Regions from separate parts of the Homo sapiens genome. Here region 1 is linked to region 2. Evidence: read pairs that join two places in POLR2A ChIA-PET (ENCODE). Cell type or tissue: Caco-2. All regions are shown on one strand. Links, peaks and the distances in the headings refer to the core of each region. The heading gives the core; the rest is flanking DNA.

The links. Peaks named below come from ENCODE experiments on the same cell type or tissue, not always from the same donor. Only the 100,000 strongest peaks of a DNase experiment are listed, where the experiment ranks them.
Region 1: POLR2A ChIA-PET joins it to region 2 with 12 read pairs; 3 of 35 experiments call an interaction of 5 or more read pairs at or near these places.

Annotation. Positions count from the first base shown.
Region 1 is chr15:63,411,131-63,417,918 of GRCh38, reverse strand. The region is part of intron 4 of LINC02568 (long intergenic non-protein coding RNA 2568); the gene reads right to left. Among named protein-coding and RNA genes, the nearest start is that of LINC02568, 24 kb to the right of the region's middle. In Caco-2, for the core only: no CTCF peak of the experiment used is centred there; no DNase peak of the experiment used is centred there.
Region 2 is chr15:63,034,724-63,041,511 of GRCh38, reverse strand. No RefSeq gene overlaps it. Among named protein-coding and RNA genes, the nearest start is that of TPM1, 4.6 kb to the left of the region's middle. In Caco-2, for the core only: no CTCF peak of the experiment used is centred there; a DNase peak (open chromatin) is centred at 3,361.

The sequences.
Region 1 (6,788 bases), core at 1,396-3,895, 380 kb before region 2:
GCAATTGTAGGAGGGAGAGAGGGGAAAGGAAGAAAATTGGAGGCAGGGAAACTAGTTAGGAGGCTCCAGAAATAGACTGGGGATAGATGTGCTAAGACCTGAAACTGGCTGGTGATGGGAACACCATGTGGAAGGCAGTTGGAAGGGCTCTGTGACACTTGGGTGTGGGCCGAGGGTCAGGGAGTGAAGAAAGAAAGACAATAAGTCAATGGTTTTCAGCAAAACCCACTAAAGCAAACACTTTACTTTCTCCAGTCATCAATTCTTTATTCGGGAAGTGAAACCTACAGCAATGGATTTGGTGTTTCCTTACTGTCAGCAAGGCTCAGTGATCAATAGTCAGTCTAGGCTTTGTGATTCTCTCTCTCTCTCTGTCTCTATCTTTCGACGGAGTCTTGCTCTGTCGCCCAGGCTGCAGTGCAGTGGCGCGATCTCCGCTCACTGCAAGCTCCGCCTCCTGGGTTCACGCAGCCATTCTCCCGCCTCAGCCTCGCGAGTAGCTGGGACTACAGGCGCCCGCGACCACGCCCGGCTAATTTTTTTCTTTCTTTTCTTTTCTTTTTTTTTTTTTTTTTTTGTATTTTTAGTACAGACGGGGTTTCGCTGTGTTAGCTAGGATGGTCTGGATCTCCCTACGTCGTGATCCGCCCGCCTCGGCCTCCCAAAGTGTTGGAATTACAGACGTGAGCCACGGCGCCCAGCCTGCCTGCTTTCTTCCTTTCTTTTCTTTTCTTTCTTTTCTTTATCTCTCTCTCTCTCTCTCCCTCTCCCTGCCTTCCTTCTTCTCTTCTCTTCTCTTCTCTCCCCTCCTCTCCTCTTCTTTCTTTCTTTTTTTCTTCCTTTTCTTTCTCTCCTTTCTTCCTTCCTTTTTTTTTTTTTTTTTGAGACGGAGTTTCACTCTATTGCCCAGGCTGGAGTGCAGTGGCACATCGTGACTCACTGCAATCTCCACCTCCAGGGTTCAAGTGATTCTCCTGCCTCAGCCTCCCAAGTAACTGGGATTACACACGCCCACCACCATGCCCGGCTAATTTTGTATTTTTAGTAGCGACGGGGTTTTGCCATGTTCGCCAGGCTGGTCTTGAACTCCTGACCTCAGATGATCCACCCGCCTTGGCCTCCCAAAGTGTTGGGATTACAGGCATGAGCCACCATACCCGGCCCTCCCTCCTTTCCTTCCCCTTCCTCCTTTCCTTCCTTCCTTCCCTCCTTCCTTCCTTCCTCTCTCACTCTCTTTTTCTTTCTTCTTTTCTTCTCCTTTCTTTTTCTTTCTTTCTTCTTTTCTTGAGACATGGTCTCACTCCAATGCCCAGGCTGGAGTGCAGTGGCACGATCATGGCTCACTGTAGCCTCGACCTCCAGGGCTCAACTGATCCTCCCACTTCAGCGTCCCTAGTAGTTGGGACTACAGGCACACGCCACCACACCTGGTTAAAATTTTTTGTATTTTTAGTAGAGACAGAGTTGCACCATGTTGTCCAGGCTGGTCTCAAACTCCTAGGCTCAAGTGATCCTCCCGCCTCTGCTTCCCAAAATGCAGGGATTGCAGGCATGAGCCACTGCGCCCAGCCACGGGCTACAGTTATTTTCTAGAAGGATTCAGCAGTGTGTCAACAGGGATGCAAAGCCACAGGAAAAACATGGTGTCTCTCTTTAGAGCAAGGTTTAACAAACTTTGACTATAAAGGACCAGTAGTAAATATTTTAGGCTTTTCAGGCTACATAGTTTCTGTAGCAACTATCTAACTGCTGTCATAGCGTCAAAGCAGCCATGACAATATCCAAGTGAATAGGCATCGTTGTTGTTCCAATAAAACATTATTTACAAAAACAGGTGCTAAGTTGGATTTAAGCCTCGCAGGCTTAAGTCTGCAGGTTATAGCTGGCCGACGCCTGGTCTAGAGCACCGATGTTACTGGAAGATTTCAAGGGAATTTTTTTTTCTAATTTTTTTTTTTTTTTTTTTTTGGTGATGAGGTCTTGCTCTGTCATCCAGGCTGGAGTGTAATGGTGTGAATTCGGCTCACAGCAGCCTCAACCTCCCAGGCTTAAGCCGTCCTCCCACCTCAGCCTCCCAAGTAGCTGGGACTGCAGGCGTGTGCCACCATACTTGGCTAACTAAAAATTTTTTTGTAGAGATAGGGTCTCCCTATGTTGCCCAGGCTAGTCTCAAACTCTTGGACTCAAGCAGTCCTCCTACCTCAGCCCCCACAAAGTGTTGGGATTACAGGCGTGAGCCTGGCATAAACATTATTTTTGAAACCCAAGTTTTTACACGGTCTCCAATTTCTAGCGTCACCTTCTGTTTAACATCTGTGTTAGGCCATTCCTGCATTGCTATAAGGAAATATCTGAGACTGGGTAATATATAAAAAAAGAGGTTTAATTGGCTCACTGTTCTTCAGGCCATATAAGAAGCATGATGCTGGCATCTGTTTGGCTCCTGGGGAGGCCTCAGGAAGCTTCCAATCATGGCAGAAGGTGAAGGGGTAGCAGGCATCTCACATGGTGGGAGCGGGAGCAAGAGAACCAGTGGCAGGGAGGTGCCACACACTTTTAAACAACCAGATCTCGTGAAAACTCACCCACTATTGCAAGGACAGCACAAAGCCACGAGGGAGCTGTGCCCATGATCCAATCATCTCCCACCAGGCCCCACCTCCAACATTGGGGATTACAATTCAACATGAGATATGACGGGGACACAGATCCATATCAACATCCAACCAGTACTGTTCTGCAAATGCAGGCTGTGCAGTGCACAAAGGCAGCTAAGCAAGGGGACAGGTGGGGGCTTGAACCAGCCTGGTAACATGTGCAGTGTGGAAGAAAGGGGTGCATTTCGTAATTCATTGTTCAGATGAGCTCCTTTTGTGTGGTTTGCATAAGAGCATCATATATGCTAGTCACAGCCTTGACATGCTCCACACTCTCACGTGACCTGACTTCAGTAAGTCAGTCTGTCCCCCTCTGCAGTACTTCTTGAAGTCCTGAGAAGGGAACAGTTTCTGTTTCTCAAGTGATGTTGAGCTTGTTTGCCAGGTGTTGGCTTGCTGCCTCTCTATCGGTCACTGTTGGCCACCTTGGGACCCCTTTTCCAAGCTGCTCCACCTGGTCCACCTTCTCACAAAGGTAGACTGAGGCCTCCCTCTGACTTCAGGTACTTGTCAGACAAGGCCAGCAGGGGTACTAGACCAGGCCAAGGCTCGAAGCAAACATAAAAGAGTTATAGCTAAAAACCAGAAACCTCAACATCAGACATCACATGTGTCTTGGTTGAAGCCAGCTTTTTTAGATCATTCATCAGTCACAATACCTGGTTAGAAAAACCTGAATTCGTTTACCTGTTTCAGACCTCCCTTCAGAAGTAGAAGCCTCATGTCTGATGATCTGATGGACTTATCAGCTTTACGCCTTCCGCTAAACAAATGGGGATTTTTTTTTTTTTTTTTTTTTTTGAGACAGAGTTTCGCTCTGTCACCCAGGCTGGAGTGCAGTGGCGCAGTCTCGGCTCACTGCAACCTCCACCTCTCAGGTTCAAATGATTCTCCTGCTTCAGCCTCCCGAGTAGCCGGGATTACAGGCGCCTGCCATCACGCCCAGCTAATTTTTGTATTTTTAGTAGAGACGGGGTTTCACCAGGTTGGCCAGGCTTGTTTTAAACTCCTGACCTCAGGTGATCTGCCCACCTCAGCCTCCCAAAGTGCTGGGATTACAGGCGTGAGCCACCGCGCCTGGCCCAAATGGAGATTTTTAAAAAACGAAACTAAATGTACAATTGTATACATTTTGAAAACAAAACACAAACCTTGGAAGAAATTTTGCATTTTCTATAAGTATCTTTGAGCCATGGTCCTGGGTTTCTGGGTGCAAAGCCACTGGGCTCTGTCTGCCATTAGAGACGCTTCAGTAGAAAACCCTGAGAAGCCCTGAGTTAAGTACTTTCATCTTATTTAGCACGGATGCACTGACTTCTTAGAAACTGCGTATCTGGTATCAAACATGAATGCCTTTGGCCAGTTTAAATGAGTTCCCATTTTCTTTTTGAAACTCCATCCTCATTTTCCTACTGATAGATTTGGCTTACTGCTTTGAGGCTCTGAAGTTTGAGGCTGCTTGCTTTAGGAAAATCTAGCTCCTTGCCATGGCTGCACATTGGTTCTCCTGAAAGTGTAAGGGCTTATTTTCTCTTGGAAATTCTGGGTCCTTATAAACCCAAAATCTGATGTGCTCATTCAGGTCTTAGGGCTTCCAGACCCAGAGCTCACCATGCACCTGCACCCAGCAGTGACTCTTCTGCCTTTCCCAGGGAGCGAGGCTTCATTGTCAGAGGAAGGGGCAGGAGGGACATCTTGTCCTTTGCCCAATCCCTGAACTTGGAGAGCCTCTCTTGTCCCTGCTTTGTCTGTGAAGCGGTTCCTAGTTGCTTTGAGATTTTCCAACTGAAAGCTGCCTTGTTAATACAAAGTAAGAACTAGGGCATTTCAGCCTTAGGGAAAAAACTATCAAACAAAACACAGCTCAGACACGGTTTTAGCATCAGAAGAATTTTTAGCGGGAGGGGACATTCAGTCCCTCTGAATTCGACATTGGAGTTTCTCACTGGGTCCAGAGATGTCGCTAGGCCTAAGGTGGCCAAACCCTCTGCCCTTGTCTTTCAGCAGAGGTGGCCTGCCATTGGCAGGCAGTGCTAAGTACAAAGGCAGCATCAACCCCAGATCAGGGCAGCTGAGGTCCTTGTTCGGCACCCTCTGCATTTCTCTGGCTTTGCCCCTCGCTGTGGAGTGAGAACAAGCAGCCAAGGGAAGCCAAGGACAAGGAACACTCCCCAGATCCCTGGGGGTCTCTGAGGGTCCTGGCATTCTCTGCTGAAGTGACCCCAAGCCCTCTTCAAGGGACTTGTTGAACTGTTTCCCAAATCCATCCTCCCAAAGGTGGGAAGTGCATCTGATGTACACACCTAGGGGCCCAAGAGGTGGTCAAGGGACAGCTGTTTGCTGGTGAAAGCACATGGTTGGAGCTTGGACAGAGTTGTTTGCATACATGCATGCAAAGCCCTCGGTGGTAAGAAACGGAACCGGGGTAAGTAGAGAAGTGGCATGAGCCGTGGGCCAGGGAGCCCCCATTTACATTCTCATCCCAGCCCCTGCAAATGTTAGGTGTGAGCCTGCCAAAGGAAGAACAGATGGAAAATCTCCAGAAAAAATAACAAGAATCATGAAACCAACACATTTACCAGAGCTCCTGTTTTGGTGGTGAGAGACGCGTCCCCAAAGCCACTGCACTGATAAATCTGGACACGAAGCTTAGTTTATTTTTCATTTAAAAATCAGATAAAATATTAGTTATTTCAATAATGGGTGCATTTATTTTTAAAAGGGTGATAATAGCTCCCTATGTGATTGTGAGGCTAAAATGAGAATGTGTGCCGTGGAGGGGAGCTATTATTACATGTTAATAAGATTCTTCTTTTTCTATTTTCCTCCAGCTGGTCCCTAAGATAATGTTCAAAGCTTTTTCTTTCATTTGTCTTGCTCTGTCTGGTGGGATATTGTTAATAAAAACCAGATACTAAGACATTTTTAAATGTCAAGTGAAGACAAGTTAATAATTGCTCTCCCACAATATGAGAGCAAACGGTGGTCCAGGATCAAAAGCCATGTTTTTCTCCTTTTTGGAGCTGCCAAAATTCCCTTAGGAGTGTGCACCAGGTAAGTGTAAGAACAAGTTCAGAATCTGAATGACATTGTCACAGCCCATGCCAGACCCTAGCTGAGGCCTCTCTCCACTTTGATGTGATTAAATCCCAGTCTTGTCTGCAAAGAAAGCACAGGCTGAAAAACCACGCAGATGAGCCAGGCAATCTGCCCAAATATCAAAACACAAGACCTGCGGATAGTCCTTCAGTGCCCGCGGAGTTGTAAGGGATGTGGCTTGTGCTGGGAAACACAGTTATCATCCCTTACACTTTGTGGAGCTCTTTGTTATTTGCAAAAGGCATAGACATGATTTCATGCCATCCTCCCACAGAGAGCAGAGCTTGTCCACATGGAGCACCTGGAGACGAAATCCTTGGCATTTCCAAAACTCCCGTTTTAGGGGGTTTGGACAGAATGACATTGGCTTTGTGGGTTGGGCAGGGCACCATGTTCTCAGTAAGTAGTGCATAAGTGGCTGCTGGGACTCAGTTGTGCCATCCTCTGCAAGACTCCTAACAAGTGTACAAGCCACAGATGCCTTCAGGGAAACAAAGTCTGGCTAACCCCACCCCCACCCCTGGGCCCCCAGCTGTGGCCCTTCCCATCAAGACCCTGCTCATGGGGAGGCTGCTGAGCTTCTACTTCATGGATAGGACTTTTTTATTTTTAATTTTTTATTTTTAGAGACTCCCTATGTTGCCCAGGCTGGTCTTGAACTCCTAGGCTCAAGCAATCCTCTCACCTCAGCCTCCCAAAGTGCTGGGATTGCAGGTGTGAGCCACTGCACCTGGCCTGGATAGTGGGTTGTGTCTCTGCTCTGCCTGCCCTGCAGGAATGGCTGCTCCTCACCGGGGTGGGCATCAGGAGACTTGGGGTTTGAGCCCCAAATGTCTGAAAGGGATCTCTGGTCTGCAGATCTGGCTGGACAAAGCAGCCTTGGGCATGTGAGAGCCTGGAGCTGGGCATGCAGTATCCTTATCATGGGAAGGGAAATGGGCTACTTTGTCAGCTTTTTCCTCTTTCAGCAGCACATGTTGCTCTGGCTGGGGAAATGGTAGAACTAAGATGATTCTCCAGAAGGCCTGTCAG
Region 2 (6,788 bases), core at 1,978-4,477:
GGCTGCTTTTTTTCAGAGCTTCAGTGGGAGGGGAGGAGAGGGGGCTGCCCCCAAGCCCTGAGATCAGCTGAGGCAGGGTTGGTGAGGGTCTTGTTAATAGTCCCCACAGAATAATTCACAGTCTGTACTGCATGGTTACCAAATATTCCCCGGACGGTATCTGAGCAGATTAGGCAGGCCAAACAACTTGTAAGTCCTTCAGAGAATGATCAAATTCCTCTCCAAGATTTTATCGGGTTTCTTCCACTAACCTAACTGCCCAGGAGGGAAAAGATACACTGACCTAATGGTCAGAACATTAGATCTGACCATTAGCATAGGGGCTGCGTGGCACAGAAATTGACCAGAGCCCTTTAATCACGGTGTGTCAACCCAGCCACCGGAACAGTGACAAAGTTCCAGGCATGTGGACGATATCCAGATGCGTGGACTCCAGGGAGCTGACTCCCCAGGTTGGAGCTCAGCAGAGGAGGCAAGAATAGGGAGTTAGGAGTCAGTTCCAGGGATCCAGACCTGGCCTGGTCACTTCCTTGCAGTGTGACCTTAGCCATGTTACAATCTCTCTAAGCCTTTTTTCTCACTTATAAAAAGAGGCAACTGAACTAGAGAAACTCCTTGCGGGACCACATGTTACTGACTTTTCTTTTCTTACTGTGCCATATGTAGCCGAGGGACTCATTAAAGTTTCCTTAAATGAAATCATGCTACAAGCAATTTATTAAACACACGGTTGTTGAGTACCTGCTATATACTAGGCAGGTACTAGGCTCTGGAATCCAAAGAATGAGTAGCACAGGTCTATGTCCTCCAGGTGTTTGGCATGAGAAAGGTGTTAAGAATTCACACGAGGAAGAAATAGAAATGACTAGGTCAGAGCAGATGGGAAAAAATTCTCTGAAAAGGTGATGGCTTTTAAACTGATTTTAAAGGAAGGGTAGCAGTTAGCTAGAGAGGAGGGCCGTTGTATGCGCCAAGGAAAGAAAAAGGAATGTTTGGTGGTGGTTGGACAGTAGGATTTTGGGGGTGAATGGGGGCATGAGACTGGAAAGGAAGCTTGGGGCTGTATGATAAAGGGCCTTGAATTCCAGATTCAGACATTCAGACCTTATTGTGTAGTTTAAAGCCATCGATGTCTCTTCTTTTCACCTCTTCCTCTCCCAGACTCCCTCACCTAGGGCCTATATTCAGAGGTCGAAGCCTATGGTGTCAAAGTATGGAAATGGAGCTATACAACGCTAACTTTTAAAATCCCTTAGTACCACATCATTGATCTCTAGACTGATGGGTTAACATAGCAGGTCCTGAATTCAATCATTTCTTTTAACCCATGTTGAGATTCTGCCATGTGTCAGGCCCAAGTCAGCTTCATGGGCTATACCACCCATGACCTTTTTGTCACCAAGGGCTAAGACAAAGCTAGGACAAGCAAAACGTCATGACTTAAATAACACATTCTTCTGTAGTGAACAGGTCTCCTGGTCCTCTCCAGAGGTAGGCTGGACAGTCACAGGCTGTATGTAGTGTGTATCCCTGTTCTCTGGCTGATTGGCCACAACTCAAGGATGGATCTAAATACTAACCAGGGACTTGGCGTTGTGGCTTGTCAGGCAATGATGAACTGGGCCACTCAGCTTCTTTCATTGCAGTTTGAATTAAGGAACGTGAAAAATGGGAATCACTAGCCGTGGCTGCTGAAACAAAAAGGGATTGCAGTGTCGGGCTGGAAATGCCACGTGTAAAAGTGATTAAGGTTATTCACAATTTTTTAGGTTTTCTCCCCAGTCAATGTCGTGGTAGCATTGTACATCCCACCCAATTAAGTTGGCTGTGGCCATTTGACTTGCTTTGGCCAAGGAAACGTGAGCAGAAATGACTTCTGGTGGATACTTAAAGAGCTCACGACTAACCATGTTCATTTTTCAAGACTGTGGCTGCTCTGTCATTGTGGGTTTTCAAGTGGCTCCCTCTTTCCCCCCAACTAACCCTTGGTGGACATGTAGTGAGAATAAGATATAAATCTTTGTTATTTTAGGCCACTGAGATTGGGGGTTGTTTGTTACTGAAGCATAACTAGCTTCTCCTGACTAATACAGCACAATAGGCATGCATCAGCTAAGTTATGAAAAAGCAGAGAAGTGATTATAGAGAAAGAATGAAGCAGGCATATCAAGATAAACAGAAGCACCATTTAGAGAAAGAGATTGGGAGAATATGACCAAATTTCAGTTCCAGGGGTCCTTATAATAACCCCCTGTATTTCTTGAGGTTACATAAGCGAGTCTATATTCCTTGAAAGTAAAAAGCTTACCAAATCATGGTGGCATGACAGCCTGCACAACATTCAACATTCTTGGCCTAGAGGCTCTACGTGATCACCACGAACATGCTTGGAATTTCCAGATTTCTCCAGTGCCTGGTATTCAGTCATTTCTCAATGAATGTTTGTTGAACAATTTTTTTTATGACTGACAAGTCCAGCTTTCTTACTGACTTACAAGAAAGTCTGGGAAGGTAAAGTAACAAATCTAGGTTCAAAAGATCTTGTTTCCATTCAAAATATGGGCTCTGTGTCTTATTTCATGAAGAATGAATATAAGTATTGTGATAGGGTAAGACAAATGTCTCCAAATATTTATTGGACACCTTTTGTGTGCAAGACATTTAGGGCTTATGGGATCCAGGGAAGCAGACAAAAGACATGGATCTTTTTCTGTAGGAAAAGTGTCTATGTATGATGCAGGGAGAACCCTCTCTTTGGGAGTCATTTAATATGTATTTCCCATGGCATGACCATCAGCTCAGTTGGTCACCTGGGGCCCTCTATAGTTATGAGGATCACATATCTCGGGTTTTCTAGGAAAGCTTTAATATTAAATATGCTGCCTTTTTCCTTCCATAAAACACTTGTATGTGTCATACTACATTTATCAATATTTGGTTACAAAGGAGAGTCAACATGAGCATCATTTCCCAATGTGACACCTTTAACAGGAATGCCCACTTGAATATGTACATCAGGGTTTGTTTGTTTGAAAAAACAAAATGAAAACCTCATTACCTGATAGTCACCCCTTGTTTAACAGCAATAGCCCTGCCGGTGTACTGTGACTCCCCCAGAGTCAACAGTGCTGACTGAAGCAATTAAGGGAAAGTGAAGAATCTATAATTAAATGGAGAGACGACTGCTTCTTCGTCTCTTTTGGAATGCAGCGTTTTATGCTCACGACTCAGTGTCCCTGGAACAAGATACGGCATGCTCTCCTCAAACACTGGGAGTTGTGTTTCCCAAGGGTTTGTGATGCTACCATCAAGGCCTCACAGAAAATATGCTATGCTTCCTGGGGGCGGGGGGTGGGGCTGGTTTGGATCTCTGAGAAAGGTCTTTAGGCCATTTTCAAGGCGTGCCTGCCTTTATTGTTTAGTAACACACAGCTGGTCCTGATTCTTTGGAGAGGCCCTTGAGCACGCTTATTACCTGGAATGTTTGCATGGGCAAAATGATTGTCCCAGTACAAAAAAAAAAAGGCATAGGAGTTTTCCTGCCTTACCTCTTATTGTCTGTCTCTCAACAGTAGCAACTCAGTGTAGATTTAATCAAGCTCCAAGTGTGGCAGATTTAGCTGTCTTAAGAAAGGCGATATTCCTTCATGTTTGTATAGTTTATAAAGCACTTTCAAGTTCATTACCTCCTCCTCCCAACCTCTTATGACAGCATCAGGATGAGTTCTCTGATTTTCACTCTGTACATGAGAAAACCAGGCCGAGCACAGTGGCTCATGCTTGTAATCCCAGCACTTTGGGAGGCCAAAGCAGGAGGATCACTTGAAGCCAGGAGGTCAAAACCAGCCTGGGCAAATTTGTAGAGCTTCCCCCCATCTCTCCAAAAAACTTTAAAAATTAGCGGGGCATGGTAATTCACACCTGCGGTCCCAGCTACTCGGCAGCCTGAGGCAGGAGGATCGCTTGAACCCAGGAGTTTGAGGTTGCAGTGAGTGTGCCACTGTACTCTAGCCTGGGTGACAGAATGAGATCCTGTCTTGAAAAGAAAAAAAACCTAAACCAAAACAAAACCACACACACCAAGGGCAGTAACTGGTTCAAGACCACTCAGCTGGGAGGTGGCAGTGCAGGAACAAAAATGCAGATATCTGAACTCTCAGTAACAATGCCCTTTTCATTCATTCATTCCCAGCCTGTTTTTAGGTTCAGTTTGATTTCATATTTATTTTATGTTATTTTTATTATTATTATTTTTGAGACGGCGTCTTGCTCTGTTGCCTAGGCGGGAGTGCAGTGGCACTATCTCCGCTCACTGCAACCTCCACCTCCCGGGTTCAAGCGATTCTCCTGCCTCAGCCTCCCGAGTAGCTGGGATTACAGGCATGCGCCGCCACACCCAGCTAATTTTTGTATTTTTAGTAGAGATGGGGTTTTACCATGTTGGCCAGGCTGGTCTCGAACTCCTCACCTCAGGTGATCTGCCCACCTGGGCCTCCCAAAGTGCTGGGATTACAGCCGTGAGCCACCGCGCCTGGCCTTATTTCATATTTAAAAGCAATACATTATAAGGGGAAGGGGGGGGTCGCTAAGGTCGTTTCTACACGCAGAACGTGGTTAAAACATGATACTAATGAGGCTAAGATTGAAGGGTTGCCCTGACCTGCATGGGCCAGCTCACAACAGAAGCCTGGGCTCCTAAACCCTCCCACCCACTCTCAGTGATGGGAGAACCTAGTGAGAAAATGTTGTTAAGCCACCAAAATCTTTTTCCACTCTTGTGTTTATGACCAAAGGAGGGATAATAAGGACATCTTGAAGATAGAAAGGTGAGTATGTTAATTTTATTCCCAGTAGCTTTAATGGAGATTTGGGGTAATCAATAGATATCTACACTTGATTCCCTTAAAACCCTTGGGTTTGCAAAGGAATGAGCCACCAGTTAACCCAGGCAGTATGTTTGGGGGGAAAATGAAGAGAAAATTTGGGGCAAAACAGCAACTAGTGCCTCCTTAAGACCCAGCCTGCGCAGAAACGAAAGCGTCTGTACAGACTTCGCAGTCCAGAGCCTTGAAGGCCACGTCGGAGCCTTGGACTGGTTTCAATCATGACTTCCCAGCAAACCCTGCATTCTTTTCCTATTGAATGCCACCTGCTCATTTTTATATTTTTATACTTGCTTCTCAAGTTTCTGCTGATGTCCTTAACAGGAACATATGTGGAGGTGACCTTTGCAACCTCCTGAATGGCAAGTAAAGCCCCACCCTTACTTTGCAGACCATGAAATTCGATGCAAAAAAAAAAAAGCCCATGGAGGCGGATGGCCCAGGTGCCTCTCCTCTACTTGAGGTCTCGCTACAACCCACTCAGGCTCTAGGAGGCAGCCGTGTTAGGTAAATTCAAGATTAGGATTTCTAAACTTTTGTTTCTGCACCTATGCCAGACCTAGTGCTAACAGCTTAATTCTCAGTGGAGGTTATTTGATTTAGAGGCCTATGGGTGGGCCTAGGTTATTAAAAGTAAGCAATGGGCTTTCTTTTGGTTTTGTAAAGACCCTTTCTTGGCAGACTAGCAAAACCCATTTCCCCAAGGTTTAATTGGTTAACATGTAGGTTTAATCAAGCTCTATATGTGGGGGAATTTAGCTGTCTGAAGAATGGTGATATTCTCTTATATATGTGTAGTTTAAAAAGCACTTACAAGTTCGTTACCTCCTCCTACTCACCTCTCATGACAGCATCAGGATGAGTGTGCTAAAAGCAAAACCTTGTACCCCAGGGTTTAGCACTTTCTTCTGGGACCCTGAGTTCTTAAGAGAACCTGTTTTCTTGCTTTGATAGAAATTGCTGTTCCTCAATAGAAATGCTTCTCTGAGTATTTTGTCCTGAGGACCATTCTACCTCAGGAACTTCAGTGGAGGAAGGAGCCAGACTTTTCTTACTGCTTAAGGCGGAGGAAACTGTTCTTTTGCTGAGGTACTGCTGCTTGAGGAGGGAGCTCCATCAGGGCTGCCGGCAGAGTTCCAGAAGAGGCCAGTATTTTTAGCATGGCCTTCTTCACTTCCCAGCACCTGCCGTGATCTGTAACCCAAGGGGCTACTTAAATGCCACTGAGATGACTGAGGACAAGGCAGCCTGAGCTAATGTCCTAAAATACCACCCAAGGGAGGTTTTTCTTTTGGGAGCCATTTCATTTCTACCTCTTCTTGTTCCTTCCTAAGCTGTGGGGCTATTATAGATCCTGGCTGAGAAGTGCGACATCTGCCCTGGGAGGAAGTTAGAATAAAACCACTGGATCTATCTACCTTGATGCCAGCCATCTACCCTTGGCTCACAGTTTCTTTTTCTGTTGTTTGTTTGCCTGTTTTATTTTATAGTTCTGTGGTTCCTTCTTCCCCAAGGCTTCCAGTTTCAATCTTTCTACTGTCCTTGCCAGATGGAAGCAACAAAAGCATGTCCACACATATTTTTCCCAAAGCAAAGTCCTCTTTTGATATCCCTGAAAATAGGTGAAGGTGAGAGACAAAGGCAGGTCAAATGTTTCAGATGAGATGACAGTAAAGGGAAGGCAAACCCCTCTCCTAGCAAATATAACTCATGGAGCCCATTAGTCCATAAAGATGGTACAAGCTGGAAATAGAAATATGTTATCAAGAAGCTTGATACATTTGTGGAGGACAGATGCACCGTGGGTCATGAAGGATAATGAGAATGTCTTAGGATGTCTCTAATCCTGGAGTTTGACATCAGCCCATCCATCCACAGCATTCCTTGGCATCACTGTCAGATGTA